Regions from separate parts of the Homo sapiens genome. Here region 1 is linked to region 2. Evidence: chromatin loops called from intact Hi-C (ENCODE). Cell type or tissue: sigmoid colon. All regions are shown on one strand. Each heading gives the region's core, and the rest is flanking DNA. Links, peaks and the distances in the headings are about the cores only.

Evidence for each region. Hi-C counts contacts between places; a loop is a spot of excess contacts. Peaks named below come from ENCODE experiments on the same cell type or tissue, not always from the same donor. Only the 100,000 strongest peaks of a DNase experiment are listed, where the experiment ranks them.
Region 1: it touches region 2 in a loop (2.7-fold over the local background); 2 of 110 quality-filtered maps call a loop at or near these places.

The regions. Positions count from the first base shown.
Region 1 is chr2:177,072,039-177,088,213 of GRCh38, forward strand. All of the region lies in intron 4 of LOC105373760 (a long non-coding RNA gene), which reads right to left. Among named protein-coding and RNA genes, the nearest start is that of MIR4444-1, 130 kb to the right of the region's middle. In sigmoid colon, for the core only: no CTCF peak of the experiment used is centred there; DNase peaks (open chromatin) are centred at 5,929, 6,583 and 7,010.
Region 2 is chr2:177,135,153-177,151,230 of GRCh38, forward strand. All of the region lies in intron 1 of LOC105373760 (a long non-coding RNA gene), which reads right to left. It also overlaps the pseudogene RNA5SP112. Among named protein-coding and RNA genes, the nearest start is that of MIR4444-1, 70 kb to the right of the region's middle. RefSeq lists an enhancer at 13,223-13,946. In sigmoid colon, for the core only: no CTCF peak of the experiment used is centred there; a DNase peak (open chromatin) is centred at 8,469.

The sequences.
Region 1 (16,175 bases), core at 5,435-7,934, 65 kb before region 2:
AGTCAATAAAAGTGCTGGAATGCCACAATAATAAAATGTAAGCTAAGTAAAAGAAAAAAGTGCCAGTAATTATTCAGAACCCTGTGGCGGGGGTGTGTGTGTGGGGGGGGTGTGTATATATGAGCAAGAGAGACAGTGACAGAGAAAGAAACAAAGAGAGAATGAGAATAAATATGTCAGGATTTCCATAGAGTAGCTTTGTAGTACACGAGACATTTACAAAATCCTTGCTGATTTATGAGTCAGCCATTTTGGCTTCTGCCAGAAATGTGCTCAACAGCTAGAATCTAGTCCTGTTGGATAACCTAGTATTAACACTCAGACTTCATTTGTTTTCATCATTGCTGGCTCCTTCCCAAGGAAGGAGATTATATATGTCTTAAGATGAAAAGATTGAATTCTAAGGAGTAAAAATCCTGCATTCACAGCACACAAAACTTTTCATAAACAACTTGTCACTCTGAAAGAGAAAAAAATACTTTTCTAATATTTTATTATGTAGAAGTATATTACAAGAGTTTAAAGAGAAGAAAGGAAAAGTTTGCTGAAATGACAAAATGAAATGAACATTTGCCAACATATATATGCAGTTGTTTTCTATTCAGCTATTTTGAAATAAAAGTCTAGAACACTCTACACAAAATGTTGATCCAACAATAAGTCACCATTAAATAATGATTCTCACACCTAATATTCTTATTGATGAACTTCAATATGCCTTGAAACTGAGAGTTTTGATCAGACCTGTGCTCCACTCCAGTGATCAACAAACTATGGCCCATGAGCCACATCCAGCATGCTGCTTTTGTAAATAAAGTTTTATTGGGACACAACCATATCCATTCACTTATATATTATCTGTGGTTGCTTTCATGATAATGGCAGAGCTGAGTAGTTGCGACATTGATAGTATGTCCCATGAAGCCAAAAAAATTCACTATGTTGACCTTCCAGAAAAACTAGGCTGACCCCTTTTCTACAGAACAAATATATTCAGTGCTTCTTCCACCAATAACATTCAAGAAATAAATAAGCCAAATGTGTTTCGTTGTATCTGCTCTCCTCCTATGCACCTATTCATTCAACAAGCATTTATTAAGTGCCCACTATGAGCTGTACACATGGTAGCCTTTTTATATGAGACCCCTAATGTCATAGACTAAAACTGAATGAGAGTTTTCTTAAGCACAATTTCTAAAAAAGAAATGCTCTAATTTCAAAGCGAATTTCTCAACGTTTTTTAGTCATAAATGTTTGCTTCCTGATTATCTCTTGTCTGAATTTAAGATTTGGAAATAAGCAAAGAGATGAAGATTGCATCTCTTTTCTAAGTTTAGCAGCACATGCCTCAGAGATGAGCCAGTGCTGTCCCACCAGCTTGGCCCTCCCTTCACTTGGCCCTCTTCCACCCCAACCTGAGAAGCCCCTCACTGGGCACACAATGAAAAATCCTACTCTAGCCCATTCCTTTATGTCTATGAATTAAATACTCCACAGAACAATAGAGAGCTATCCTTATTTTTAAAGGTCTTTAGAAGGAGAAACCATACCTTTCCAAAGTAGGTGATTTTAGTGGTTACCAATTTTTCCTTTTTTTTTTTAAAAAAAAAAACCCTCTCTCTTGTCTATTTACATTTAAACTCATTTACTTCTAGCTATCTTCTGAGAGTTGGGGAGTATCTTCTAGCATTCTCAGATCTGAGTAAAATATGCCTCTGTGGTTAACATATGTACAGGGGTCAAATCTTTGGCTTCTTTGAGCAGCTTTATAGCTAATCCAAGAAATACCCACATAATGGACAAAGATGAGACAGTCCATGTGTCACCCATATTTAAAGAGTCAAGTTGCTAATTAAAGAAGCAATAAGATAATTTATTATAACAAAATTAGATCCAGATACTATTCCTTCTGCTACAGTCACCAAAAGACTAAGCTGGGGCAAGACCTGGACTGAATATTAATGATTTTGAGTGAATGACCAGGGCTCCTTACAAACCACCAGAATCATGGAAATATTCTGAGTTTGATCTTAAGTTCATGGAAAGTAGAATATTCTAAAAGTAGCAGAATTCAACAAAGTGAGCCCAGGAGCAACAGAACTGGAACCTACCCAGTAGATACTGTTGGGCTCTAAAGAACGACACTGAGCCACTGGGCCTCCCAGCATGCTTTCTACTCCAAACGGCAAGCCCTTTTAAAGCAATGCTTCTCCTTCCATCCATTCATCCATCAACAATAAAACTGCTTTGACAGGATTGATTTAATACTTGGGAGAGTCCTGAATTTGATGAATGCATGACAGCTGCTTATTTTGGCCTCTTTTGCAAAGCTGTAGCTAGCATTGTTAGGAAAGCTCTAGATGGAAATTCTTTCTTCCCTTTGTTTCATTTATCAGGGCATATTCAGGGTAACTGCTACAAAGAGCAGAAAAGAAATGGCTCCTGGAGCTCTTCTAATGCAAAGGGTGGGTACACTGCTGGAAACAGGCATGCTGCTGAACTGGGTGCTTATAGACTCTTTGCAGACCTATGACATTGCGCGTTAGCACCAATGCCATTATCCACGGACAAAACCTCCCTGGTTCTCTTTGACTCCCTTCAAGTCATGACAGGTCTCCTGCCTTGTTTCTTCCATCAACCATGCCAACTATTCTGGAAAATACTCTCAGGCTTCAGGGAAGATTGTGAGGCTCTTCAAGATGTCAAAGTTCTCCCACCCATTCCTAATTGACTGTCCTTCCCAGCCTGCTCTTTCCTCTACCACTTGCTTGAAATTTCCTCCAATCACAAACACCCAGGGTCTAATTTTTCTTGTATTTCATTGCAGCAAGTCCAGCACTATCCTCTAGTGGCATTATGTCAGCCACTAAAAGTATTCTTTAGATTAAATGACAGGAAGTAAACACCCACATTGCAGAACATGCTCCACTCAAGATAGAGAGGTAAAGGGTTCATTGCCAACTGTATTTACAGCATGGTGAACTAATGCCCCTTAGCTGAGAGGGTACAGTACAGTCATCCGCTAGCTTTCATTGGCTAAGAGCACACAATCATACTTGGAATAAGGAGAAAATGTACATTATGGTATACCATCATGGATTGTTATATATACATATTTATAAACTTATATTCATTGGATATTTTTATTCAGTTCCACAAATTTTAGGAAAAATTTCAGAAAGTCCCACAAATTTCAGAAACAAGTAGTATTATACCAAATCGAGGTTATGTGCTTTCTGGCAAATGCTTCAGATTTTTTAGACAGATTGTTAAACTCTTCGGCTTCATCTCATAAATCTTCATTCCAAACTCAAGGGAAGTTCCAGAGGTCAATTTTTGTGGTATCAAAGCTCTCATTCTGCCTGAGTTACTCAACTGGAAGCCTCTGGAAGCCAGCTCTCCACCACAGCTCCGGCTGACACCAGAGAGAAGTGGGCAGCACCATCTATGACTCACTAAGACAAGGTAAGATGAGGGCAGGGGATTGACTGGATGGAAAAAGATAGACCAGGAGAAGATAGCTGGGGGATGGTCCAGGGAAGGGTAGGGGCAGAGGTGTGCACTGGTTTGGCCCTCAGGATGACAGTATCCAATCAGACCAAGGGGAGAGCAATTCCAGAAGCAAAAGGAAGAGACTATTTTCAATGGAGAGGCAGAATTAAAGGCAACCTAGACAATAATGTACTCTGGAGCTAGAACCAGATAGCAGGAAGGACAGATGGGCAGAAACGGGCAGCCACCTTCTCCCCAGAAAGTTGTTTATAGCTGTAGCTGTAGGAGATGGCCACCAGACAGAAGCCATGGCCTTGCATGAGGAACACAGTCAATGCCCGCACATGGCCAGGAAGTGAGGGAGCATAGGTATAAACACCACAAATTATCTTGCTGATTCTCTTCACTGCATTCTGTTGCCAGATGCAACAGAGGGGAGGGGAGGAGCTGAACTGATGCACTGTGCAAGACAGCCTCTCAGAGCACAGAGCAGGGTGGGCAAGTGTGGACAGTGAATATGCAAGGGTGAACCAACAATCTCTAGCACAGCTGGGACCACGACCACTTGCAGACACTGGCACAGAAGTCATGCTTTGGATCACCACGTCTGAATTTGAGGCACTTAACTTGCTTCTAAGATGGGGAAGGGGGAGGAGTTTCTTAAATATATTCGTTTATATTCTTTTCTTTCAGTTTGGCCCAGGTACTGGCGCTCATCGGAACTCTCAGGCAGGAGTCGTCTCTGCACGTATGCAAATCTCAAAAGCACACCTCCTCTAATGCTTGCACTTGGTTCTCAGGGCACCTTTCCACAGATCAGGTCAGCATTTAATGTTCTGAGTGCCATTCAGAAACCTGAAGAAATTTACACAGCCCAGGGAGCCAGAACCAACACCTCCACTTGCAAGTATATTGGTCACATGAATTACAAAGAAGTTTTATTAAAAGAAAGTTAACTACCATTAAAAGAAATTTCCATTCAGAGTTTCAAGAAGCCCAGGGTAAGCTCTCTCACCCAGGTAGACCCCACTCCCAGCTGCTCTGGGGCAGGGCTGCTGACTCCACCAAGCGTCACTGGCTTGGACTGTGTTTCCACATTGCTACTCTCTCCTCATCACTGCTGAACCTGCAAACAGCCACTGCTTGCTGTTTCCCTGGTCACTGAGCAGCTCCCTCCACTCCCAGCCCCTCATCCTTTCAAAGCTCCCTCAGATAGTAATGTTTGTTTGCTTGCTTGCTCGTAGCTTAATTATGCTCCTTTAGCCTCTAGGCTGTGGCAGAAGGTCAAACCACAGTTAGGCATTGAAGCCATTGCTCCCCTAGCACAATCAGCAAAACCCCAGCATGAAGCCCAAGCATCTCAACTCTCTCCTGCCTAGAGGTAAATTCCTTCTCCACCAGGCGCTCTCTGAAGATTGTAAGGAGGCTCTCTCTCTCTCTCTCTCTCTCACTCTCTCTCTATTTTGTTATTTCATACCTGTTGCTAACCATCCATTTTAACCTTTCTCTTCACTGTTTTTACCCACTGGGATTCCTCAGCAAACACAAGTTTTATGGATGTTTTGCAAAGACAAGATGGTGTTGAGAGAATGAAAAGGTGATAGCAATCATGTATCTGCGTTTTTTGCCCACAGTTTATCGAGATGCCACACAGCTTGATAGGTTCTTAATTAGTCTGACCCAGAGAATCTGAGACCTTCTAAAAGCAGTTTCAGAAAGAGCAATACAAATCACCACCATTATAATAAAAGCCACTGTTTATTGAGACTAGGTCCTGTACCTATTTAAACTGTGTGCCTTACATATGTATCCTTTAATCCCCACAGCAGCCCAATGTGTTATATATTATTATCTTCATTTTAGGAATTAGCTTACAGAATTTAGGTAATATACCCAAGATTAACAAGTCATAAATTGCAAAAACAGGATTTGAATTCAGATCCTGGGCAGGCTAATCTTAGTGCCCATAATGCCTACTATCCCATTATAAGGAAAACACACGTCCACAGCCCCTGCTATAAGATGAGACTAAATCACTTGTTATGCAGAGGTACAGGAATATGTTCAATTAAAACAATAACAATGCCAAAGCGTGAAATTCATAGCACCATGAATATAAAAATAAAACATCTTAGTAAACAAGACATGTGGGGCTGAATTTTCACCTCATCACATCTGTGAATTCTTAGATGCATTTCTTAGACACATGATTTTTCTGGATTACTATTATATATAATTGACATACATATTTACTTTTCTAGTACTTCTGGAATGATATAAAATACAGGACAATTACTCTTCCCGTAGCTCTATTAATACATTTGATTATTTTAAAAATCATTATTTCAGTGATTTATGTCTAAGTTTGTCAGACTCCTTTCCCTTAAGCACCACTTCCAATTTCTGATATTAAGCATGTCCAGCACAGCTTGGGCCAACTACATGGGCCCTTCCTGATGTTACAACACATCTTTCTAGCTTTCCTTACACCACACTGTGACATGTACTTGTAGGAGAAGAAGGATTTATTTCCGTACTCATCACTAGGCTCATAGCTGAGGCACCTATAGCACAAGACAGAATAACAAAAGAAAAACAACCAGATTTATTTAATAAGTTTTATGTGACATAGGAGCCTTCATAAGGAAATGAAGACCCAAAGAAACAGATAAACCTGGATGTTTTTATGCTTTGGTTTGAAGAAGAGTGGATGGTGGTAGAGAAGTATATGATTAGACAAAGGAGGTACGATCTAATGGTAATAAACTGGGGGGAATTTAGCAAGGCCTGCTTGTTCAGATTTTCCTCTGTGTCTTTGAGGATAAGGATGTTCCTTTCCTCTGGATATAGGGAGGGTCCATCTAAAATGAGGCTTTATGAGCTGCTTCAAGGGAAAATGGCAAAGGGAAGGTGAGGTGCTTCTGCTGATTTCTTAAACACCAAGGTACCATATTTGGAGGTAGCAGGATCTGGATTCCATCAACCAGCAGAGGCTTACTCTGAGGAGTCAACAAGAGCATCAGTATGGACCAGCAGTTCCCTCAGGAAGCCAGGCAATGGGCCAGCCTCCCTTCCCCAGGCCAAGATGGGCTGAGTCCAAAGCTTACAAACTAAGTGTCCATACAGGCAGAGCAGGTGACGTAACTGAGTGAGGTGGCTGGGTGTGAAGCAATCAGGAGAGCACGTGGAAACTGTAGTGTTCCTGCCCTCCACCCCCTATGCCACCTCTCTGCCTAAGCAGATTATTACCACGTGGGATGGTGGCCAGTGTTGCCAGCTCCTCTGATTTTCCCACAGAACTCAGAAACCCAAATTTTTGTGTAAAGTCACTGAGTTTTTAAACATAATTGGACAATTTTAATGTGTTTTTAAATTATATGAGTTAAGTTACACATGCCCTTGACTATGGGCCTGCAGATAGGACCTATAGATGCCAGTTTGCAACTCCCACCTTCAGCCCTGAAGATGGCGGCAGCTGCTCCTTTCCTGTCACTCCATTGCTCCATTACATGGTGCTCTCTCTCAAGCCTCTGTCCCCTCCCCTTGGCTTTTCCTCTGCCTCTCTTCTGTTCTGACTCATGTCATCCTAATTCCTTCAGCCCGCACCCTCACTCCCTCCTCTAATGCTGTCCTCGTGTCAAATTTCCATTATAATGATGATATAAAAAGACCTGATCCCCAAATTAAACAAAGCAACTTATGAAAAATCAAAATGAGTAAAGCTTTCAAATCTTGCATTAAAAGGTACCCAGTAGACTCCTCTATCCCTATGGGCACTTTATAAGTATTAATATTTCAAATGCTCATGATTGAATTGAGTTTATTTTTTATTCCTATTGGATGGCACCTCATACATATGCTGTCTGCTGTCTTTTCTCTTTAAGTTCTTGAAGTGAAGAGCCCTGTCAGCGCCCCCTGTTCAACCACTCCACTTTCTTCATGCCCCCAGCTCCTCTCTGCAAATATAAAGCTGTTAACACCTCAGAAGTCTCTCTTCTGAGCTGGACCACAGTGGTGCCTGGGGCTTCCTTGGCCTCCTGGTGGTTCTGTCCCTTCAGCCCTGCTGTGATCAGGAGCTCTCCGTGAGAACGGTGCAGCTCTTTATGCAGCACCTCAGTAATGCAACTCTCCACCTGCACTAAGGCATGTGCAGCCCTCATTTTTTGGGTCTGTCACAATTTTTGGCCATTTCACAGGGCTAGGATGTCAAAAATAGGGCTAATCTTACAGCTACAGAGAGTAGGCAGTTGCCTATATAATGAGACGCACCCAAGTAATACAATAAAATAAAAACTTAAAACATCCCCACCTGTTCACTATGACTGAAACCTCAGGCCAACCTCTTCATTCCACCACAGAGGTGCAGGAGTCTCTGTCCTGGGAAAAGCTTCCACACACTAAAGGCCATACAGAAGGGCAACTACTGATGTCAGGCATGTCCCTGAAAGCAAGCTTGATTGTGGGAGAAACAAAAGACATGGGGCCCCTGAAGCAGGTATAAGGCCCCACAGAGGGGGTGAAGCAGGTGGTTATGCACTATTTTGCCTGGAGCTCAGCCAGTGCATGTGCCCACCAAGGCAGGAGAGTAAGAATTTAGGGAAGTTAGTTCAATCACTGTGGAAGACAGTGTGGAAATTCCTCAAGGATCTAGAACAAGAAATACCATTTGACCCAGCAATCCCATTACTGGGTATATACCCAAAGGAATATAAATCATTCTATTATAAAGATACATGCACACATCTGTTTACTGCAGCACTATTCACAATAGCAAAGACATGGAACCAACACAAATGCCCATCAGTGATAGATTGGATAAAGAAAATGTGGTGCATATACACCATGGAATACTATGCAGCCATAAAAAGGAATGAGATCATGTCCTTTGCAGGGACATGGATGAAGCTAGAAGCCATTATCCTCAGCAAACTAACACAGGAACAGAAAACCAAATACCACATGTTCTCACTCATAAGTGGGAGTTGAACAGTGAGAACACATGGACACAGGGAGGGGAACAACACACACTGGAGCCTGTCGGGGGTGTGGGGGAAAGGGGAGGAAGAACATCAGGACAAATAGCTAATGCATGTGGGGCTTAAAACCTAGGTGATGGGTTGATAGGTGCAGCAAACCACCATGGCACACATATACCGATGTAACAAACCTGCACATTCTGCACATGTATCCTGGAACTTAAAGTAAAATTAAAAAAAAAAAAAGAATTTAGGGAAGTACTTTAACCTTCCTCCAGTCATTAAGACAAGATCAAAACCCTAACCCACCTTCCCCAACCTCTCAGCATTCACCATATTTAAACAGGCAACTCTGGAGACAGATAAAATCTACTGCAGTCTCATGCTGGTAATTCCTTAAGCTGAAGACTTGAAGGCAAGTCCTTTCTCATGGAGGAATTTCACTTTCCTGGTCCAACAGAGATACAGCCCAGAGGGCAAACTCCCCAGTTGGGCATAATTCTTTGGGTGAAATGTTTAAAAGAGTCCTGACAACATAGAGCAGCAATTTCCATGCAAATGTGTGCCTGTGGGGGGAAAATGCAATTGGCCCAACAATCTTGTACTGATGGTGCACCCCCTTCCCACTCCACTGGGGTGTGGAAACATGACTTGAAGAAATCTATCTATTTGTTCAGCTTTTCTCCCTCTGAGCGTGCCAAACATAAATGACTTCTGTGTTTCAAAAGAGGTGCTTGCTCCACGCTGCTGCTCTGTGTCAAGGACTACGTGGAGATGAGAAGCTGTAGTCCCCTCCTTCCCAGTGAGGCTACGGGAACAAAGGCAGTGTTTTTTTGTTTTTGTTTTTGTTTTTTTCAGAAAGAAAGAAAAATATGGCAGGACATTGATGTTTTTTGAAACAAAAAAGGATGATTAACAATGTGGGATTTACAAAGAAAAATAATAGTAATAATCTACTGAACTTGGTGAATGCCACATGATCACAGTGCTTCAACCGACCCACCCACCTCAGCTCTGATGGCCGCGGGCCACCTGGGACAGTGGTGGATGTAGTAGTGGAAAGAGCTCAGGACCAGGAGATTGTTCTGGTCTCTGCCACTTAATTCATGAATTTAAGATGAATTAGGGCAAACTGAAATAAGCATGATGGGGTTGAACTAGCTCAGGGGTCTTCAAACAGGGGTACAGGTACACATGCCTTGAAGCATTAAGACTTTGCAAGTAGCACATGGGCAGAATCAATCGCCAAATCTTCCATTTCAGCAAATTTCTTTCCTGCAATTAATCTGCCTAAGATTGTGCCACAAATACTTTTTCCCCAATATTCCTTTTCCTTCTTCGTAAAAAAAAAAAAAAAAAAAAAAATTAATATCCACCTCAGTCTTCAGCCACCACAGTCTGACTGAGGTACCATTTTCCTGGGGTGCAAAAACCTCCATGGCTCCCTCTGGAGGGAGAGTCCTCAGAGAAAAAAGCAAGGGGGCTTCAGAAGGAAATATGGATATTGAAGAGAGGCAAAAAAGTCATGACAACCCTCTGCACCAATATCCTTCCTTTCTTCTTCCTTCCCTGTCTCCCTCGTTCCCTTCTTTCATTTCTTAGAACTAGAATTCAGACGCGAGAAGGTTCCAAAAGGCCATGTTCTAATACCTTTATTTGAGTTTTAAAAATGTAATAAGATTTTTTCTGACAGAAAGTGAGTCCAAATTGGCAGAATGGCTTGACAATAAGGACTAGCTTTGCCAATTAATTTATATGATGCACACTCTCCTTGAATTTAATGAGCTAAAGCTGCAGCTCCAATGTTCAGATGAAAATATACTTTAATCATGGATATATCTAAAGGATACATCATCTAATGTACACTTTGCAACTATTTAAATTTATGATAAAAAATACTTAGATGTCAACTCGGAAAGACTCTTTCAAAATTATTTTATGGAATACATGAGAAAAGTCTGAAGTCACAAGTCTAATTAATTCTTGTCAAGTCAAACTGCCTGTGAAATTCCTTGGCCTCTTCTCTTTCTCCCTCTCTCTGTATCCAGCCCTATCCCCCACTCTCCTAACCTCCCAAACATCTCAACCACCTTACAGAGGAGGGGGCTACAACAAACAGGCTGAACATCTCAACTTATTCAGAAAAAAATAATAAACTGGTTTTGTTCCCATTTCCCTCAATGGATTAATTTAGTATTTCCTTCCCACAGGTAAGAAATAAATATGTTATTCAAGGTCAGACAGAGTAACAACCTATCTTCTTAACTTTCTGTTTGTAATGAATACCATTAATACAATTCTCTTTTTTGTCCACAATCACCACTTCTGGGTGTGAAAATCAGAAGAGAAAAGCACATAGGAATAGATATCAATATACAGATATCTCCCTTTCCATTTGCTTGAGTAATGGAAGGCCACAGTGGTAAATGTTTCAATTTTTACCAGCAACCCTCAGAAAAGGAGACAAACTCCCCAGTGACTCTTGGTAGCTACACTACCCAGCTGGTTCTTGCTCTAGACAAAAGTGTTTTAATTTTGTGCATGGCCCCCTTGGTAGTCAGGGGAATCCTATGGACCCCTTCTCAGAGTATGTAAAACAAATGAATAGGATTGCAAAAGGAGCTAATTATCTTGATATACTCTTATCAAAATATTTTCTAAAACATTCTGGTGCATAGTAATGCATGTGCTTTTTCAGTAACATTAAATAGCAAGTGTCAGTGGCAGGAGTAACAACTATCACAATTTTAAAGTAGTGATTGGTATAAATGATATTTTGAAATATCTGCAACCATTATAATGTTATATGAACATATCTATAATTTGGTGACAAATTCACAAATATCGTTGATATTACTGGGGCTTGTTGCTTGTATACATCATAAAAAGTGATGTTAAATTTCAGTTGGAGTTCAGTGAAAATAAAGACAAGTTTTTTTCCCATCCAAGTTCATGGATACCCCGCTCAAGACAAATTGTGATGGAGGCAATATTTAAAAGGCCTGCTCCCCTTTCCCTTTGGCCCCTTTACTCTTCTGGCTGTCCCTTCCTTCCCAAGGTACCCACTCTGCAGTAGCTTTAGTTAGTGTTACCTGTCGTGATGGCTCATGAGTAATAATCACTATTCCTTGACTGTCTACCATTTTGCATATATCATTTGTACACTTTACAACAACCCTCCAAAGCATTTTATGAATGGAGCAATTAAAGCTCAGAGAGGTTAAATAACTTGTTCAGGGCAACAAAGTCGAAGATTTGGGGGTTTAAACTCAGGTCTCTGTAGCTTAAAGCTTACTCCCATTTTCACTGCACTACACTGCCCCCTAGTATGAAGGAATCTTGGAATTTTGTTGTTGTTGTTTTGTTTGTTTGCTTGTTTGTTTGTTTTTGAGACAGTTTTGCTCTGTCACCCAGGCTGGAGTCCAGTAGCATGATCATGACTCACTGCAGCCTTGACCTCCTGGGCTCAAGCAATCCTCCCACCTCAGCCCTCCAAGTAGCTGGGACCACAGGTGTGTGCCACCACACCTGGCTACTTTTTTTGGAGAGATGGGGGTCTCACTGTGTTGCCCATGCTGGTCTCAAGCTCCTGGGCTCAAGTGATCCTCCCACCTGGGCCTCCCAAAATGCTGGAATTACAGACACGAGCCACCTCATCTGGCAAAATCTTGGATTTTAGTAGAGAGTTTCTTAAAACCCAGTACTTCCCATAAATCAATTTCTAATGGAATTTCAGGGATCAGCAAAGGTAAACCTACTTGGAGATGAGGAGTCCACCCTTCCATCTTTCTACACAAGTGACCATTCTCCTCACCCACCAGCCCACTTCTGCAGAGAGGGAAGGAGCTGGGCCAAATCGCAGAAATGTACCCACCACCTTTGTGAGGTCTGCATGAGTTATAGGACATATGGACAAACAGAACCCTTTTATATTTTAGGTGGGGGGGAAAGGGAGACTGAGGAAGGACATTTATTGCCTGACTGCCATTCCAGGAAGGTTCTAGATGCATTCTTAAAATGTTTTAATTATTCCCAACACAGTAAAGAAACTATTATCCCTACTTTGTAGAGCAGGAACTGAACACCAAAAAAAGATTAAAGAAAATGAAATGTAAAGAATCTCCCCAACCCTATAGCTTCACAATAGCTTTCTGTCGTTATAAGCAGATTTCACAAATCCTAGAAGGAAGCAAGCACTGGCTGAAGGAAGAAGAGTATCAAAAACACTCTTTCACAATCTAAGTTTGCAGACAACTTGAAAGCAATGTCCCTGCACTATTAATAGACTGTAACCTCCCCAAAGTAAGAGACCATGTCCCTGGCGTGTCTGTACTCCACAGAGGAGATTCACGGTGATTGTTTAGTTGAACTAAGGCAGCGCTGGCCCATGAACTTTCTATGTAACTCTTCAGAGCATCCCAGGCATTTCTTTGCCAGTAGAGGACACTCAAAGTTTCTAGCAAGTTGATTTCCAAAGTCATAAACTTTCTGGACAATGCTGTATTCATTAATCATTGAAATGGGATCCATCTTTATCTAATCCCTTTCTCCTCTCCTACCAAGTTTCTTGGCAGTTTAAAGCAGATCTGGTAAGTACTGTACCCACCACAACCACTGGATTACATCCCCCATCTGGCTTTTTACTAAGATTTGTCATGGTCAAATATGTGGTATTCTATTGAGTGCGTTAGAAAATTAAGATAAATGACAATAGATTTACTCTAACATCTTTTATACTACAAACATTATTTGTAAAATTCTGCACTAGTCTCTAGCTAAATTTTCTCCAGTCTTCCTTATCTAGTGTTAATTCTAAGAAACCATTTTTCAATAAATATTTATAAGCACCTACTATGAGATCTGTACTATTCTAAGTACAAGGAGTAGGGAAGAGGTGAATGCATTCATCTGATTACAATACAATGTGATAAGTGCTAAACAGCAGTATAAATGCAACTCAATGAATGAATGGAGAAGTTATACATTTACATAGTACTTCACATTTTTAAAATTGCTTTCATATAGTGTTTTCCTCAACACCACATCTCCTTCCCTATGTGGTAGGTAGGAAAGATATTATGACCAAACTTTATCAAGGTTGCAAGATTTGCCCAAGTTCTGACAGTGTATCAGTAAGAGAACTAAAGGTAGAGTCCAAACCACAAAGATCTAGCCCAGTACTTGAGTCTCTACTTTCACTACTCATTCCTTTCTCGGGCAGACTACTTTCCCACATAGCCAATGTCATTCAATAAAACTGCACATTAAGATATTCTGAAATCTCACAATCCCACTTATGAAGGAAACCCTTGAAGTTCTACATCTCACTCCAAACTTCCACATGCAATTATTCCACCAGGCCAATGAGTGGGAATGGTCCATAAACTATGACTTCTATCCTCAGGGGTTCCACTTATCTATTGCTATGGAACAAATTATTCTAAAACCCAATGGTTCAAAACAACTACCATTTTATTATGTCATATGATGTTGCCTGTCAGGAATTTGGACTAGGCTCAGCTGATGAGCCCACATCGTTCCACAAAATGTTGATGGTGATCACTCTGCTGTATGCAGCTGGCAGATGGCCAATGGCCTCAATCACATGTCTGACACCTTGTAGGGAAGACAGATTGTTGTAAAGTTGGACTTAGCCAGAACTATCACCAGAGCATTTCTATGCAGCCCTTCTAGTATGGCAGCCTTAAGGTAGTCGGACTTCTTACCTGGAATCTCAGGGCTGAAGAGTGATAAGGCAGAAGCTGCATGGTCTTGTGATCCAGCCTCAGTAACAGCCTCATGGCATCACTTCCATCATGCTTTTTTGGGCAAAGCAGTCACAAGTCTGCCCAGATTTAAAAAGAGAGGACACAGAGCTCTATCTCTCCATGAGAAGAGTGTCAAAGAGTTCGTAGCCACGTTATGTGTTTCTTATATTAATTTATAATTCCTCTTCTTGACCAACCGTGGCCAAGAGAGTTGCCTCTGTTCCAGTCCCAACCATTTCCTCTTCTTATGTCACCCAAGATTGCTAGCCCTCTTCTGCCTGTTCCGCACCTACTACATGTTCTTGTCTCCTGCAGTGTCATGCTGGATGTTCACATCCTATATCAGGACCTATATTACACAAGGTTCTCAGTCTTTGTCTATGGCTGCATGAGGTATACACTAAGGTATTGAGTCTTTCTTAATTTTGTTTAAAGGTGCTATTGTTGTTTGTTTAGTGCCAAGAATGGCTGCTCTCTCCATTGGCACTGCTTTCGCACTGTTCAGTTCCTGAGGCATTCTGCAGCTTCCTTATATACATATCAGCTCTGCATGATCTTTGCCAACTTAAAATTGTGCTCTCAGAGTAGGGTCTTTACTTGTCCTAATAGAATTTTTTGCTCCCAACAGTACGCTTGGGACAAAACTGCAAAATAGATGAGAATACAAGCTCTGGAGTCAGAAAGATCTGGGTTTTTAATTACAGCTCCACCATTTACTGTGAGATCTTGTCCAAGCTACTTAATATCTCTAAACCTTAGTGTCCTCATCTGTAAAATAGAGACAAAGGTATACACTTCATGGAGTTGTCAAAAGGATAAAGAGCATTGCATAGACGAAGCCATTATCATATTGCCTGGTACTTGGTAACTATAGTAATAGTAGCACTACTGGTAGTATCGATGGTGATTAACAATATCTGACTGATAAAGGACTACAATGGTTTAAAGTGCTGATAAAGATGGAAATGGACTTTTACACCTCCAATCTTCTCTCTATAGATACTTAAACTGAACTTAAGTAAAAATGTAGACATGCACACAAGTATACACATACCTGCATGTGTCAAGTTAAAATATTTATATTTTATTTTATCTAATAAAATATTTTTATTTTATACAGATATGTCAAGTTAAAATATTCATATTTCCCCTTTTCACCAGGTGTATTTTATTTATATTTCTTAAATGTCCATGTAGGTGTTTTCTGTCAGTCATTCATACCAGCATTTCAAGTAATTTTTACTAAGAGAATTTACCTGTCTTAGAAAAACATTCAGATGCAATTGTTAGGTTCAGCTGCTCCTAAAGAATACAGCATGATGAAAATGTCTCTAGAGCATCATAAAGAAACATTTCAATATTTAAGATGGCTGGATTGACTCCAAGGACTGAGAGACAGTCTGTCTATCACCAGCTCAGCTTCAGAAATACAGTTCTTGGCTCCAGTTTGCAGTTCAATGTATGTGATCAGTGCAAATACAAGGTGAATAAATCTTAAAGATACTGAACTAAGTTATTTCTCAACACAAGAACACAAGGGACAAGACATTCTTGATTAGTCGATGTCTGAGCTAGTATTTCATCTTGGACTAGCTGATGTGAAGGTTAATGTTATTGACTCCCTCTTTGAATCTTCTTTGGAGAAAAGCAATATTCTGCTTTGAATTGGTTATTACAGCAACACACTCCCCATATATAAGATCTGTCAATATTCCTTCATCTGGGAGATTCTTCAGGTCTAAGGTTTTACCGGTCATGACGTGAAGTAATCTACGTCACAATTCACGTGCAATTCACTTCACTTACACAGTTCAACCTTTCTGAACAAGTGAGAATCTTCCCAACAGGGACTATATTTACCTGTCATACATCCACAGCTGTGCAGAGGAAATAGAGTGGAGAATAGAGTTCAGGGCATTTTAGAAGCTCGGAAAATTTG
Region 2 (16,078 bases), core at 7,300-9,799:
TGAAGAGGAGAGGAGAAGAAAAACAAGTCCATCCAAATATGCAATCTTTGAGAGTCCAATTTAGTGTAAGAATCAAACCAAAAATATCTGGTAAAAGTAATGACATATTATTTAAGATAACACTGGCTGCTCTAACCAAAAACTCTGAAACTCTCAGTGTCTCAACACAATAGAAGTTTATTTCTCACTCATGTAAAACCAAAACACCAACCTCCTTCCTTCTTGAGGTCCCTCCATATTCTACACACAAGAACAGAACATAGAGGACCATGCATGGGAGGTTTTTATAGGCCAGACCTGGAAGCAACAACACATCACTTCTGCCCACATGCCAGTGGCTAGAACTTGGTCAGATGAGTCCAGGCACAGTGGCTCAAGCCTGTAATCCTAGCCCTTTGGGAGGAGTTTGAGACCAGCCTGGCCAACATAGTGAAACCCTGTCTCTACTAAAAATACAAAAATTAGCCAGGCATGGTGGCACATGCTACTCAGGAGGCTAAGGCAGGAAAATCACTTGAACCCAGGAGGCAGAGGTTGTGGTGAGCCGAGATCGCACCACTGCACTCCAGCCTGGGCAACAGAGCAAGACTCTGTCTCAAAAGAAAAAAAGAACTTGGTCAAATGGCCAGTCCTAACTATGAGGGAGACTGGTGGTATAATCTAAAGGTATGTACCCAGGAAAAGGGGAAAACAGGTGAACATTTAATACCCAACCACAAATTATCAGTTGTGTCTTTCAAACATTTCTTTATAATTTCAATTTTCTAAACAAGGATCTAGCAAACTACGGCCTGCAGGCCAGATTTACCTTACCACCTGTTTTCATACTGCCCACAAAATAAGAAATGTTTTGGTATTTTTTAATAGTTAAAAAAATCAAAAGAAGAATAATGATTTGTGACACATATGAAATTCAAATTTCAGTCTCCATAAATAAAATGTTCTTGAAACACAGCCACGTTCATTCATTTACATATTGTCTATGGCTGCTTTTGTACTAAACAACAACAGAGTCAAATAGTTGCAACAGAGGACATATGAATGGGAAAGCCAAAAGTATTTACTACCTGGCCCTTTGCAGAAAAGGTTTGCTCACCTCTGTTTCAAACTGATAAGAGTTTTTAAGAATCGAGCAACAGGTACTTCTAGGCAGTGACCTGAAACACAAATATGCCTGATTGGTAGTTAAAGTATATTCATAGGCATCAGTGATTAAATGAGCTGATACAAAATTGATATCTTTTGGGAACACTGAGGGGTCTGAACAAGCTTCTGGCCATTCCTCTATATGTAGAGTTAGATCAAGAAGAACTTGCAGGCAAAGCTAGAATTTTTCATAAGAAACATTTCTGGATCTATACCAGTTTAAAAACCCATGATTAATCAGTTAGTCATTTTTACATAAGCAAGTAAAGACACACTGTTTTCCAAATTTCTCAAATAAATAAGCATCTCTTCAATAGAACTGTTAGATACTATACTAGCATGGCTTGTTTTTAATAAATAATGTATCACGCTGTTATAGAAAGAATATGATTTTCTGGGGATTGTAAATACTTTAATTCCAATGGTGAAAAGGTAAAGGATAAAGTTGCCTAACAATCATACTTCATGAAATCAAATTTCAAAGTTTATTTATAGATAGTTTCCTGATGATTATGTTAGCATAACTTTATTGTTTCTTGATTACTTAAAAATCAGATCAAGAACAAAAGTAACTCCTTTTTATCAGAATGCCTATCAACCTCAAATACTGACTGATAGCATTCCTTTCTATTAAAGTTTCAAAAGATAAGTAGGTTCACAGGGAATATGTGCTGCTAGTACACACAGATGAACAGTTTTAGAATTTAAGAAGGAATAAAATGTACCAACATATCAAAATAAGCTTTAAAAAAAAATCTTGGCATTAATGTCAATAGGCACTCCCTGGGGAACTCCAGGGACATAAAGCATAAGCTTCAGGACAAAATTTTGCTTGTAGCCACTGTACCTGCAGTCATCCAGAACAAACAAAACCTTCAGCCCTGCAGAGCCAGGCTACCCGAGACCAGAATGCCCCAAATTTGGGAATGACCTCAAAATCACTGTTTCAGAGTTCAATATCAAGCTCCTTGTTTTATATAACATGCAAGTGAGCACAGATTGAGTAAGGAACTTGCCCAGGCCACACAGCCAGCAGTCAGCAGCACTGGCATTAGGACTCCAGCCAGCCCCTTTCCCCATCTTCTGGGTTCTTCCTCTAGGGGTGTCCAATCTTTTGGCTTCCCTGGGCCACATTAGAAGAAGAAGAATTGTCTTGGGCCACACATAAAATACCCTAATACTAACTATAGCTGATGAGCTAATATATATAATATAACATATATATATAACATATAACATAATGTTATATATAACATATATATAACATATAACATATAATATATATATAATATATATAATATATAATATAACATATATATTTGCTCATCAGCTAATATATATGGCCTAGTCCCATAATGAAATACTATATAATATATATATATTATATATATCATAATGTTTACACACCTGTGTTGGGTCACATTCAAAGCCATCCTGGCCGCATGCAGCCCACGGGCCGTGGGTCGGATAACTTTTCAAGTCTACACCATAATTCATCCTCCCGCAGCTGGCTCTCTGGAGCCATCAGTTCATTGACTCAAGCAAGGTTAATGTATCCTCCTTCTAAGACAGATTAAATTCAAGTCCAAAACCACTTAATGCATGAACGTCATCCCAATGAGACCTATAAAGCAGAGGCCCTGTCAGCTTTGTAGGGCCCCAAACATCCCACAATGCCTTTTTGCCAGACCTGAATTGGCAAAACTCTTTGGCCAAAGGCTCAGATGTCTTTCACCCTTCTCTTCAGACTGCATTGGTAAACCACGCTTCTTTTCTTTCCTCCTTGCCTCCTACCTATTTCCTCTGTAGCATCTGCTTTGTAGATCATTCTTCTGTGGTGTGTGAGGACAAACGACACCAACAATCACACCACCACTCAATTGCTGAAGAGTGTAATTCCTGAACAACCAGATGCACCACTTTTACTTTAATACTTCGAATTACTATGTGGAAATCCAGGATGCGTTTGTAGATTTATTTCTACTAACACAACAATTTTTACAAGTAACTAAAACTATGATAAAATTTTATCAGTTTCTGGATTTCATTCCAAGATGTCAAGACATGGGCCACATCCTCTTTAGCAGATTGTCTGGAGGAAAACCCTCCCATCAACCAAACTTAATTAATATTATTTCATGTTACTTGATAGAAATAAATAGTAATCTCCAATTTTTCTTAGCTTTTGAATAGGATATCTGAATTAACAGCATTGATTTATTTAAAATAAAAATAATGATCTCTCTTTACTCTCTAGCTCCCAATCGCAAAATCCCACAATCTCCAATTAACAGTGATTTATTTTATACAAAAATAGTGGCAAAGTTTTCTTTTCTCATCAATCCCCAAAATGTACAATGGTACTTTAGTGCTTCCTCTATGCCAAATCATAGATATCCAATATATGGCCATACTGCCTGATCTCATCTAACCTCAGAAGCTAAGCAGGAATGGTCCAGTTAATATTGGATGGGAGACCACCTGAAAATGCCATGTATAGGCTTTTAAAAAACAAAGCCGAGATACTCAAAGCTTCATCAAAATGGGTAAACACTGTGATAGTGGTTTTCAAAGTGCTTACTAACTAGCTCCAAAACACAGAATTGCTGCAGTACAACCACAAAAGCAGGGGGAACAGAATGTAAAGCATTTGGATTTTAAAGTTTTAAAAGATTTCTAGATGTTTAGAGTGATTAGTTCTGTCCCACTTACAAAATGGAAACTGAGAAACAGAGTTAATCACAGAAACCAGTCTCCTTCCCAACCTATAGTTTTATGAAACTATACAAAGACACAGCTAGGTAGCAACTTCTTCCAGGAAACATGAACATTTAGAATCTCATTTCTTCCATTATATGACTGAATCTAATAAAGAAGTACATTTTTCATGCCACAAAAGACCAAATGAGGCCAAACAAGTATTCTAGAATCAACTTGAGACAGAAAGTAATTCCATTATCATCAATCAGGGTAGCATGCCCTTATTTTATAATAATTTTAAAAATCTTAGTCCATCTCATACACTAAAGAAATTTATTCAGATAAGCTATATTTATTGTTTAATCTTGTGATGGAAGAAAAAGGGACTTTCACTTGCCTAAACTTGATTGTTTAAAAGAGGATATTTAAAACTTTTCCTTGCCAAATGTCCAAAGACTTGTAAACCAGGATATTCATTACAATGCTTTTTATAATTTATAATATATAAAGTAGATAATAACTTAAATACTCAATAAGGGGAGGAGCGATTAAGTAAATTATGGCATACTCCCATAATGAAATACTATATAATCATCAACATTGATTATTAGGGATAATTTATTGTCATGTAAAGATGTTTATATTAATGAGAAAAAGTAATGATAGTATTTAGGATCACAATTTGATAAAAATCTATAGTGAAAATTATATTTCACATACATGGGTATACATAGAAAAGAAAGGTTGGAAGTACAGACATCAAAATAATAATGTTCATTTCTAGGTAGTAGAATTACTAGTAGAATTTTTTTGTTTGTATTTTCCAATTGTTTTACATTAATATCTTTCATTTGCTAAAAAATAGTAATAAAGTATGTAGTGCATCTGAAAAATTTCATTCAAAATGATTAATATTAAAGAACTATTTCCAGCTGTGTGGCACATTAGCTTCGTGGTATATTTCATAGCTTGGTGATTTCAGGTAAGTGACAAATTGCTTTATATCCTTTCTGTACCTGGGTAAACTGAGGTACAAAGTGAAATCAGAGACAGAACTAAAAGCAAAACATGAAGTTCCAAGATTTCAGTTCCCGTTACTAAAATTCATGTATTCATTTATTCAATAAATATTTATTATGCAGCTAAAATGTAAGAAACATAAGGATAAATCATGTATAGATCCTACTCTCAGAGACTGCAATTACTAAGATAATAAGGAATCTACCTAAATTTAAAAAGAGATAATGCTATAAGAGAGGTATGAGTGAAGGAGAGGTTTCTTTTTACTCATGGAGTTAGAGAAGTATTATTGAACAACAAAAAGAACACAGTTGTGATTCAATACTGAAAAGTTGAATTTCTATGGTTATATGATGTGCATTATCTTAGAAAAATGAACTCTATGTAGTACTGAGTGAAAAAGGTGGGTTGATGCAAAACAGTATGTATGTTTATTATACACATTTTACACACACACATCCACATACACCAACGTGCATGTGTAAACCAAACTGCTAACAATGCTAGTCTCTAGTTAGGGGAATTACAGGTGGTTTTTATCATTTTGCTATCTATCATGTCCAATTTTATTACAATGAAGCTTAATGGTGTATTACAAATCAATAAAAGGGGAATACTTGTCCATGGTGACCAAATAAAGCTTGCATCATGCCATGATCAGTGCTGCACTATGCAGAAGCTAATGCTGACATGTGATAGACGATGACCAGGATGCATGACTTGCCCACTTCTTTTCTGATAGCCCCAGCTCTGATTTGTTTCCATTTGACAACACTGAATGAGTGGTACAAAATTATTGTCCCTACCTTTGTGTAATATTCAGAGAACTGAGTAGATGCCTAGAGATTCAAAAAAGGACCAAAATAACCAGAACTCTTGAGAGCGTACCTAATTACACAATCATTAATAATCAATATAGCTTCACAAAGAACTTGTCCTATGTAGATAATAGACAGTCATCCTATTACATAGCAGAGTGGAAGGCCTGATGGATCACAGAAAATTAACTGATGAACCCTAAGCTGGACTTTAGGAAGGCTTTTGATTCTCTCCTACAAGGCATGCTAGGAAAATAGACCAGGAACAGACAACTGTTGATTCATTAACTATAGATTGGCTGGGGAGTTCTAACTAAAGCATTCAAATTGAGGAGACGACAAATGGTGTTTTTGATATCAACCCGAATAACAGACAGAAGAGGCCAAAAAATGAAATTTAGAAGGTAAAATAACAATTTAAGATAAAATTGTACAAATAAGAAACAAAATGTAGATTAAACGTAGTATGGAAAAATGTGTTCAAAGTACACACCTGAATTACAGGAGCTAATTAGAAATTGTTTGCATAGAAATATGACTGTCAGTAGGCATTGCTGTAGCAGTTTAAAATACTGTTTTGACAATGAATACCGAATTAGGACTGACAGACAAATGCATGTTGTCTACACCCATGTTAGCACTTAACATGTTGTATTGCCATTACTTGTTGGCAAATCTTTCTCTCCCTCAAGGTTTTTGTTAAATCTTACTGTATTCCCAGCACCTAGCAGAGTCTGGCAGAGAGAGGATTTTTCAATACATCCTCAGGAATAAATGAGATCATCTCCCATCTTCCTCAGATACCTTAATAAAGCACTAAACTCCCCTCAGAGTGCTATATTTAAAGATGGATATGAATAATTTGCTGAGCATTCAGAGGAGAACTTAAAAAGGTGGGGAGTTGATAAATGAGAATTGGATTTTTCCGTTTATAGAAGAGAAAGCTGGGGGGTAAATTAGTTACAATTTTCTTTTTGAAGAAATCTTACGCAAAAGACATCTTTTTCTATTAAAAATGTCCAAAAGTGTCTGGGTTAGAAGCCCAGATTAGGGAAATGGACCATTAAATATTGGAATGGATAACAACAGAAAAAAAAAAAAAACCTCAACTAAAATATATTTTACTAAATGCTTTCACAAAAGAGCTAGCTCCTGAGCTCCAATGAAGACTCACGTATAAGCCGCTGTGAATTAAGAAGCTGGCCTTTCAACCAAGCCCCTTACGTAAGAGCCAAGACTCCACAATTTCATGATAAATGAGTAACCAGCCATCATCAGAGAGTTTGCACAATTAAACTGACAATTCAAAACTCAATTTTATTTTCATGATATTTATGTTCAAGTTATCATAGAAGTCTGTATCAACAGAATATAAAATATACTATTGATGTATAGAAATTAGATTTCTGGAAAATCCCATACTTATTTCTTCATGTATATTTGCATAGATTTCTATTTTTTTATTAGCTGGTTATTTCTTAATTGAGAGTGTTCTAAATAAAACCTGATATTAAATACAATATAATTATTTCAGTTCCAAAATACATCCAGTATACCCAGTAAATATGGCTTTAGTAAGAAATTGTGAGAAAAGAATCCCACTCTAATTGATTCTCACCTATGTATCAAATATTATTTTGTTCTATTCTTCAATCATTATTTTTTCTTTTTTTTTTAGCTGGGCAGCTCCCTAAACCAGAATAGGTTCAGAGCAACTCCTGGTCATCATTTTTTATTTGCAATATAAAAACTGTTATATATTATATTAATTATAATTTATAATTATAAATTATAATATAATATATTAACTGTTCTAATAACCCATTTGTCACTATAAATAGCCTTTGAGTTTTTCTTCCATTCCAAAAAGGAGTAAAAGGTCCCCCAAACCAATTGATTTAACACCAAATTTAAATAAACCCAAAGACCCTCTCACTTTTCACATTGAGTAGAACAAGGTCAGACTGGGCATCTTCCAAATGTAAAGGCTTAATTGGACTAATTCTTTCATGATAATAATGTATATTTAAGATAGCCACTAAAAATTGTCAATGCTAATTTAGTAGATCAATTCCATTAAATGCTTTGAACTTTTCACCACTTGCTAATCTCATCTATTACAGCTGCTGTTTTTGTTGAAAATCTAAGCTATAACTTAATATCAAATTACAACATTTCTAGGCAGACCTAAAAAATACTTTCTTATATGTGAAATATAACCTAAAAAGACTGTAAGTTGTGTAAATTGTAAGATTCTAGCCATAAAATTTCCTGCAGTCAAAATGCAGAAAGATCTTATCAATCTATTGGCAATTGACATTATGGTAAGAAGCTTATGGGTTTTTTTTTAACATCTTAGAAATAAATGTTTTATTGTATCTAAAATAAAGCTTTAACATTTGTGATTATTGATTGTAGACCCACCTTTATACACTAAATGGTTCAGACTGTAACATCAAACATAATGTAATTTAGGTAATACTTCAACTCACGTCAGTAGAAATGCCAAGGTTGTGCTCAACATTTAGGTGAACAATGTAAGGAATATGCTCATTAATGTAAAAAATAATATATTTGTTATTTAGCTAATGAAGAATTTTGAGACCCCAAACCACTATCGAATATCCAGCATGCCTTATTTGTCTGGAACTAGACTTCTGAGGCTATTTTTATTCCCTGTGATTTACCACCAGTATCCTCTGGGTGATAGTTGAGGAAACAGATGCTGGGAATCTCTCTGCTCAGTTCCTGAGAGGAGAGTTCTGACTCACAGCCTTGCCAGCTCCCTGCTTTGTACTCACATAAGCAAAGGGTGGTGAAGTAAAACGTAAATGACTGCCTGATTTCCAGTCTCTCATTGCCAGTTTCCTCAAAGTTTCCACTTACGCATTTGCCTCCCTTACCAATTTCGTTTGAAGTTCCTTTTCCAAAATCCTGAACGGCATGTTCCCAGGATACATTTACTTTTTCAAAAAAATTCATTCAGTGGGGATTTTCCAACTGAAATTAAAAAAAAAAAAAAGGAAGACTGGAGAGGGGGCATTCTTTTTTTTCGGCTTTTTCATTTACTGTCAATTGATTGTATTGATATCTGCAGAAGGAAGATGTAGATTTTTTTAAAAAAATTGTAAAATGTTCCCCTCTAAGCTCTAAGCACATTTTTCTTATGGAAAATCATAAACCTTCCTAAAAGTTTCCTGTATTCTGTTATTTATTGTGAAAGGATTTAAACTAACATAGATATGCTTCCATTTGGAGATTATACTTAAATTGTTAGTTTAAAAAAATTAATCTTTATTAAATGTCCACAAGGTATAGAGCATTCTTCTTTCTTTGTGCGTCTAGGCTGACAAAAATACACAGGGGGAAGAAATCTATGAAGTTTAAATACCTTTTATAATGAATTTAAAACAGAAGCATACGCCACATTATAGACTGAGAATTCAATTTCACAAGGCAGCAGTTTCTCTTAAAACTATTATTTTAGGTCGGGCGCGGTGTCACGCCCTGTAATCCCAGCACTTTGGGAGGTCAAGGAGGGTGGATCATGACATCAGGAGTTCGAGACCAGCCTGACCGTCATGGTGAAACCCGTCTCTACTAAAAATACGAAAATTAGCCAGATGTGGTGGCACGCACCTGTAATCCCAGCTACTCAGGAGGCTGAGGCAGGAGAATCACTTGAACCTGGGAGGAGGAGATTGTGGTGAGCCAAGATCCTGCCCCTGCACTCCAGTCTAGGTGACAGAGCAAGACTCTTTTTAAAAAAAAAAAAGCTATTATTTTACAGAGAAATTAAATTCACTGGCCAGAGTATGTTTTTACAAAGTTTTTCTTTAAAAACCTACCTTTACTTTATTGAAAACAATGGGACCTATATGGATAATTTTCTTTTTTTTTTTTTTTAGCTGGAGTTTCGCTCTTGTTGCCCAGGCTGGGAGAGCAATGGCGTGATCTCAGCTCACTGCAACCTCTGCCTCCTGGGTTCAAGCGATTCTCCTACCTCAGCCTCCCGAGTAGCTGTGATTACAGGCATGCACCACCACGCCTGGCTAATTTTGTATATTTAGTAGAGACAGGGTTTCTCCATATTGGTCAAGCTGGTCTCCAACTCCCGACCTCAGGTGATCCCCCGCCTCAGCCTCCCAAAGTTCTGGGATTACAGGAGTGAGCCACCACGCCTGGCCAATAATTTTCTAAGTGTAATCTTATGTGAGTAAATTAAATTTCCTTATCAAATGCCACTGAACTACCTGAATGTTTGCTTATTAATCCCATAATTTAGTGTGGCTTAACAATAGCCTGGATAATTGATTTAGACTATTTTTATATTAGGAAAACTTGGCAATTGTTATTGCATTTCAGATAAAAAGAGTTTAGGTTGACAAGTTAAGTCTCACAGCATCACCGCGACACCTTCTGGAAGTATATCTATGTGAGACGGAACAAGTCAACCTACTACTAATCCAACAGAAATCTGTCTGGGAGAAGGGGAGTGAGGAAAGGTGTCGGTTTGTTAGCATGTAGAGCAAGCAGCCTACTAAAGACTAAATTATTGCTTTCCATCACAAAGACACTTACCCATCCTCAAGTTGACCACCATCTTGTTCTCTGTGAAAGACCTGGCTGGTAGATTGGGCCGCCTCACTAGCATCAAATAAATATTCCTTACCAGCCACAAAGGGAAAATATATTGAGCCAGATTAGTAACATTCTAATAGAAAATGTGGCATTTTGAATGAGGAAAACTACTTCAGTGAAAAAATTTGGTAAGATGCCCACAATGAGCAAAGAACCTTAAAATGCAAGAGATTCTCCAGTGGAAAATGGCCTAATCTTTATGAACTAACTGCTACACAAAAGGCAAAAAGTCAACACAAAAATTGACATTTAAAAAATCTATTCGCCAATAATATTTTGCAAAGATATTATACACACACGCACGCACACACACACACACACACACACACACAGTAAAGGAAATATAACTGATGAATGATGCTGAACTACTTTTGTAGCTGTTTAACAGTTACAATCTTGGGGTCTATGTATGCACAAAAACACCAAGTAACCAAATGATTCAGTTAGACATTAAGCAAAGAAAGTCAGTGAAACTTGCTGTATGATCTGAACAACTATTTGGGCACCCAGGCAAAGAGGTAAATTCACCACTTATATATAAATGAAAAAGACAGGGTCAGTAATATGCTTGTTGTGATGCAGATTAGGGAAGGGTAAAAAATGTCTTAAATGAACACTTCAATTCTGGTATATGATTACAAAACTAAAATCCCTGCAGTATACACAAATACAATTGCCTAACTTCAAAGTCCCAGGAAGCACCCACAAGGAAAAAACACACTCTGATTTTAATGTCTTCCTGATCCCCTCAAATGGCCTAATATGTATAATATTGAAAGTCAATTCTGTAGCTTCTCAAGGGTTAAATTCTTTGTTGCAAATAACTCTAAAAAAGTATCCCAGTAAGAATCAGGCTTAGACTAGTTCAGCAAGAGGAACCGTTCCATAATGAGGCTTGGCCTGGACCAGTCCCAGGAGAATTAATTTTGTGCCGTAGAACACCTAGATAAATTAGTTTTGCTTTAAATATCGAGTCCTAAAAGAGTTAAAAGAGGGAGAATATCAATCAATAATTTTTAGATTAACTACTTTGTATATGACAAAACAAAATTAACTTTGGCATTATAACCACTTTCTCTCGCATTTCTGATAAGCCCCAAGTTTAAAATAAGTAATTAGAGATTTAAAAACCAACCGAATATGTGCATTTGTTTCTTGTTACAAAATACTAATTCACTGCCTAGTTTGTAAAAAAAAAAAAATTACTCATACATTTTGCAAAATTACAAATATTGTTATTTTTATTAAAATAATCACACCTGAGAAGAATTCAGAAAATATGTAGACAAATTCCTGTAGGGTTTTTTTCATGGAATTGCTAAAGGAATTAAGCTTTAAAATTAAGTGAAAAATAATATTTCAGTTAACAAAGTTAGGTTCTTGAAATTATATTTTCATTGATTAATTCCTTCCAATGTCTACCCATTACTTCTCTTTTATAAAATTTATTTGTATTGAAACATTTGTGCAGAATTAAAATCATACCTACAAATGATAACAAATTTAACCTAAAACTCCCTTGTGTTTTAAAGGCTTTTTCTGGTTAAATGCCTACCAGAAAGGCAAATACAAAATTCATTTCCATAAGAGATGAAATCAGGCTTTTAACCTAGCCAATTGCCCATATAAACAATCTTCAATATTATTTGGTCATCATTTGGTAATTAAAATGGAAAATCACAACCATGCTGAATTTACTCCAGGTGCCAAAAAAGTTATTTAGCAGATAACTAGAGATAGAGAAAATGTCTCTTTAACAGATTCTTTTAAGAATACATCTACAAGAAGCATCTGGCTTTCAAACAGTCATAAAAACGAGAAGCAGTTGAACAGTGGCACCCAGAGGTGAAAAGTATATTGCTTCTAGAGATTTATATTGTTAACTACAATGTTTTTTAGTCATCCTTTTTTTCACTTCCAGATTTGTTTCTAGTATCATACCAGAAATCATTTTTTCTTTGTTGCATATTGAAATACCATATTTTAATAAATAGAAATAAATGTTTCGTTTTAGAAAAAGTACTTTCTTTATTAAATTGCATGCCAATTTCCCTCCTTCAAAACAATAAACCAACTGAACACCAGGCAAAATACCTTCCATAGTTGAATATCATGTTCACTCATCTACTTCTAGCCTACCAAAATTATTAGCAAAGATATTTTTAAGAAATACCTCTGTGACTACTACACAATTTCCATATACTCCAAGCTACATTTGTGCTAAAGATGTTTTTGTTGGACCATCGCGTATCCCTGAAGAGATAAACCTGGGGAGATTTTTAGAATTCCATACTGAACCCCCTCCCATTATTATGATAGCAGAGGATGGAAATGGGAATAAGAATGCTGGACAAAAGAAAAGGGAATAAAAATACTTTTTTTTTAATTCCACAGGAAGTTTAAAAATAACAAAATCTATTTTGACCAAAATCAAAACGCGCCTGCCGATTTTAATTAAAGCAGCTCTATACCTTTGAACCAGCCAACAAGCAGCTGCAGTAAGCATTTGGCTGGCTCTGAGTTCCTAAGCTAAACTGCAGAAAAACGCCTCCTCCTGGATCTAATCACCTTCGGGCGCCTCAAATAAACCTTAGCGTGTGGGGCCAGCACAGGTCAGTTTTTTAAGAGCCTCCGTAGAACAGGGTCTTATTTTTGTTCCTGAGCTGAAATGCACACATGCACTTAGCAGAGAAGGTTTGCCTAATCTATCACCGGTTTTCGTCTGTTTCTGGGTTTCCATTACCTTTTGTCAGACGTTTTCTCCAAGATCCTCGCTGCTTTCTTTTTAATCACCTAAGAAGCAACATTGATGTGACAAGCTCCAGAAAAAGGCTCGTCCTTTCTTATCTGCATCTTCAGCCTAATGATGAGGAATGGGTTCCATAAACTTGAAAAAGGCAGGAAAATGCTGCCAAAGTCATTATCCACTACTTTAAATTGGAAAGAAAAAAGCTGTCCCTTTTTAGAAGAATGGTAATAACGTATAAAATAATTGTACAAAGCCTACAGCGTTTCATATAAGAAAGGAAATTGCCCAATGCAATTTAAAAGAAAAACAAAATACCTTCATTTCCCGCTATCTGAAATCTACATCAGAATGTACCCTCGATTTTGCATATGAAGCAGAGTGCTCAATTGCCTGCCAGAAATGAGAGCGAATTATGCCTGCACTCAAGTTAATATTGAAATAATCTCCCTCTTTTTGATACCTTCCTCTCGTCCCTTTTTCCCCTTCCGTACATTGCAGTGTCATTGCCTAAATCAATCTTTGGGCATTAAAGGTAGCTTCTGGGGAGCTTCTCAGTCGCCAGCCTGCTACTTGTCGGGGGCATCGGCTATGAACTGCAGCTGGATGGATGCCTGTCTGCCTGCTCGTCTTTAAGTCTCACGAAGCAAAACCGCAGGCTTTCTCGTACTCAAAACCACACCATCATTGTCCATATTCGGGTATTTCATTACAGTAACAGTTTGAAGGACACCAGGCTTACAGCCTTTTGGAGCAGACGGTAGGGAAGCTGCTCCACATGGATCATATTGATCTCTCCAACCACTCCTCGAACATCCACAGCTGTTCCAAGATTTGCGCCCAGCGGAGACGAGACGCGGCAGTAGACCTGGGCGCCACCTAGTGGATTCTATTGACCTGGGGGAGTCGTCAACGCGTGGTGAGGTATATAAGCTTCAGGGAACAATCCCTACAGCCAACCTAGAAAATACTAACTATAGTCGAAGCAATAGGGAAGGAGTCTTATCTTTAAAAAAAAAAAAAAAAAAGTAACAAGAAGATGACAAAAGAAGCAAATGATTCAAATGACTGACAGGAATTTCAAGAGTGGTTTTTCAATATAAATTTCAAATCTCTGAAATGTCAAAGTGCTTTATTATTTATATCTTTATTAAGAAAAGGAAAATATAGAAAGTTTATTTTGCCAAAATATTACCACTTTTCTTTAATCTGCCAGATTGGTCACATTTTGCCTTAATAAGTTTATAATTCAGTAAGCCAATCCAAATGGAACTGAATTTTTATTTTTCCTACCATCTAATAAATATGAGTCTTAAGAAAAGCTGTTTATAAAATATTCCACCAATTATGTCTCCCTTCTTCACCCATTCCATTCACAGTTTCCATTCCTATTATCCCCCAAAAGAGGTCGTACTCATTTTTCCTTCTATTCTTTACATGCACACATTTTCTGGAAGAAAGAACTTCAATTTTCTTCGTGGCAAAGTTGTGGCTATTACCTCGTTTGAGATCAAATTCAAAATACAATTCCTAGAAAGTTGTACCTTCAATTGATCCACATTCTGCAATCACTTCCTACTTTATGTTTTCAAATATATTTTATTTAACATTGCCACTTGATCATAATTTTCTAATTGTCTTACCTCCACAAATTGTACTTTTGTCTGATCCACAACCTCTGCCTCAGAAGAGGAGCCTATTAAATGTTGAATAAATAGCTATAACATAAGCAGATAACTATCTCTGACAAGATTTGTTAATAAATACTCTGGTTATTCTACCCTTTGGATGTGCTAAATATATCAACAACAACTAACATTTATTGAGGTTTTTTACTTGATGGTCACAATGGCCCTATTAAAATAGATACTACTATTATCCTTATTTTATAATTGAGGAAAGCTACTTCTAGAAGGTTAAGAAATTCACCACATTGACATGGGCAGTAAGAAGTGGAACTGAAATTTGAACCTGGTCTTTCTGACTCCAGAGCCTATACCCTGAACTTCTATACTACACTGTGTCTATCTTATATGTTGTTATTAAAATATATGATACACTATGATCTTATTACTGGTTGTATTATATTTTGATGATTCACTTTATAAAAGTAAATATTTCTAGTTTTATCCCCTGCAAAATAAGTTATTTTAGATAGTTGCTAAAATTATTCAAGTTGTTAATATTTTTTACCACGTTTGGTCTTTAAAGAATGAACTTACTATAATCAAAAGATTTGCACAAAGGAAGGAAAAGAAATTACTTTACTGATCAAAGGACCGATGCAGGAAAATATGCAAGCTGACTGCATTTCGCTAAGATTGCAACAATGAAGTGGAAGAGCTAGGGGAAATGGGAGATCTGGTAATAACTGTTTCTTTGTTTTTTCAGTTCACCTGACCTATTTAAACATTTTAATTTAGAAATGCTCCTCAGACTTCTCAGGTTTGGTCTCATGAGTAAGCAAATCAGGAACCCACAGGAACCACTTGTCAGGTTTCATTTCAAGGGAATTGGAAAGGGATCCTGACCTCCTAAAATATTTAAAGATGTTTAAAATCACATTCTTAGACCTTCTTGAACAGAAAAATGAACTTTTAAAAAAAGAGACAACATCGGTCACAATTGTTCAACACTAGAAATAACCCACAAGTCCCTAAAGAATAAAATAGCATGGCAAATAACATGGTAAATTCACGTAAGGAAATATTATTCAGCATTGAAAATGAATGCACTAATGCCACACTCAACATGGATGAATCGCAAAATACAATTTTGAGCAAAAGCAGCAAGACACAGAAGAATACAAATGATTCCACTTACATAAAGTGCCAAAACTGGTTCTGTATTTCACAATAAAAATGCAAAAGAAGTACATCCAATGGTCATTTCAAAATGCATCCAGAAAAAAAACATAATAAGCTGTGCCCATCATTTATGTTTTGGTGAAAATAAGTCTATCAGCTCCATGATTGCAGTCTTGAGAGGGAAGGAGAGAAGAGCAAAG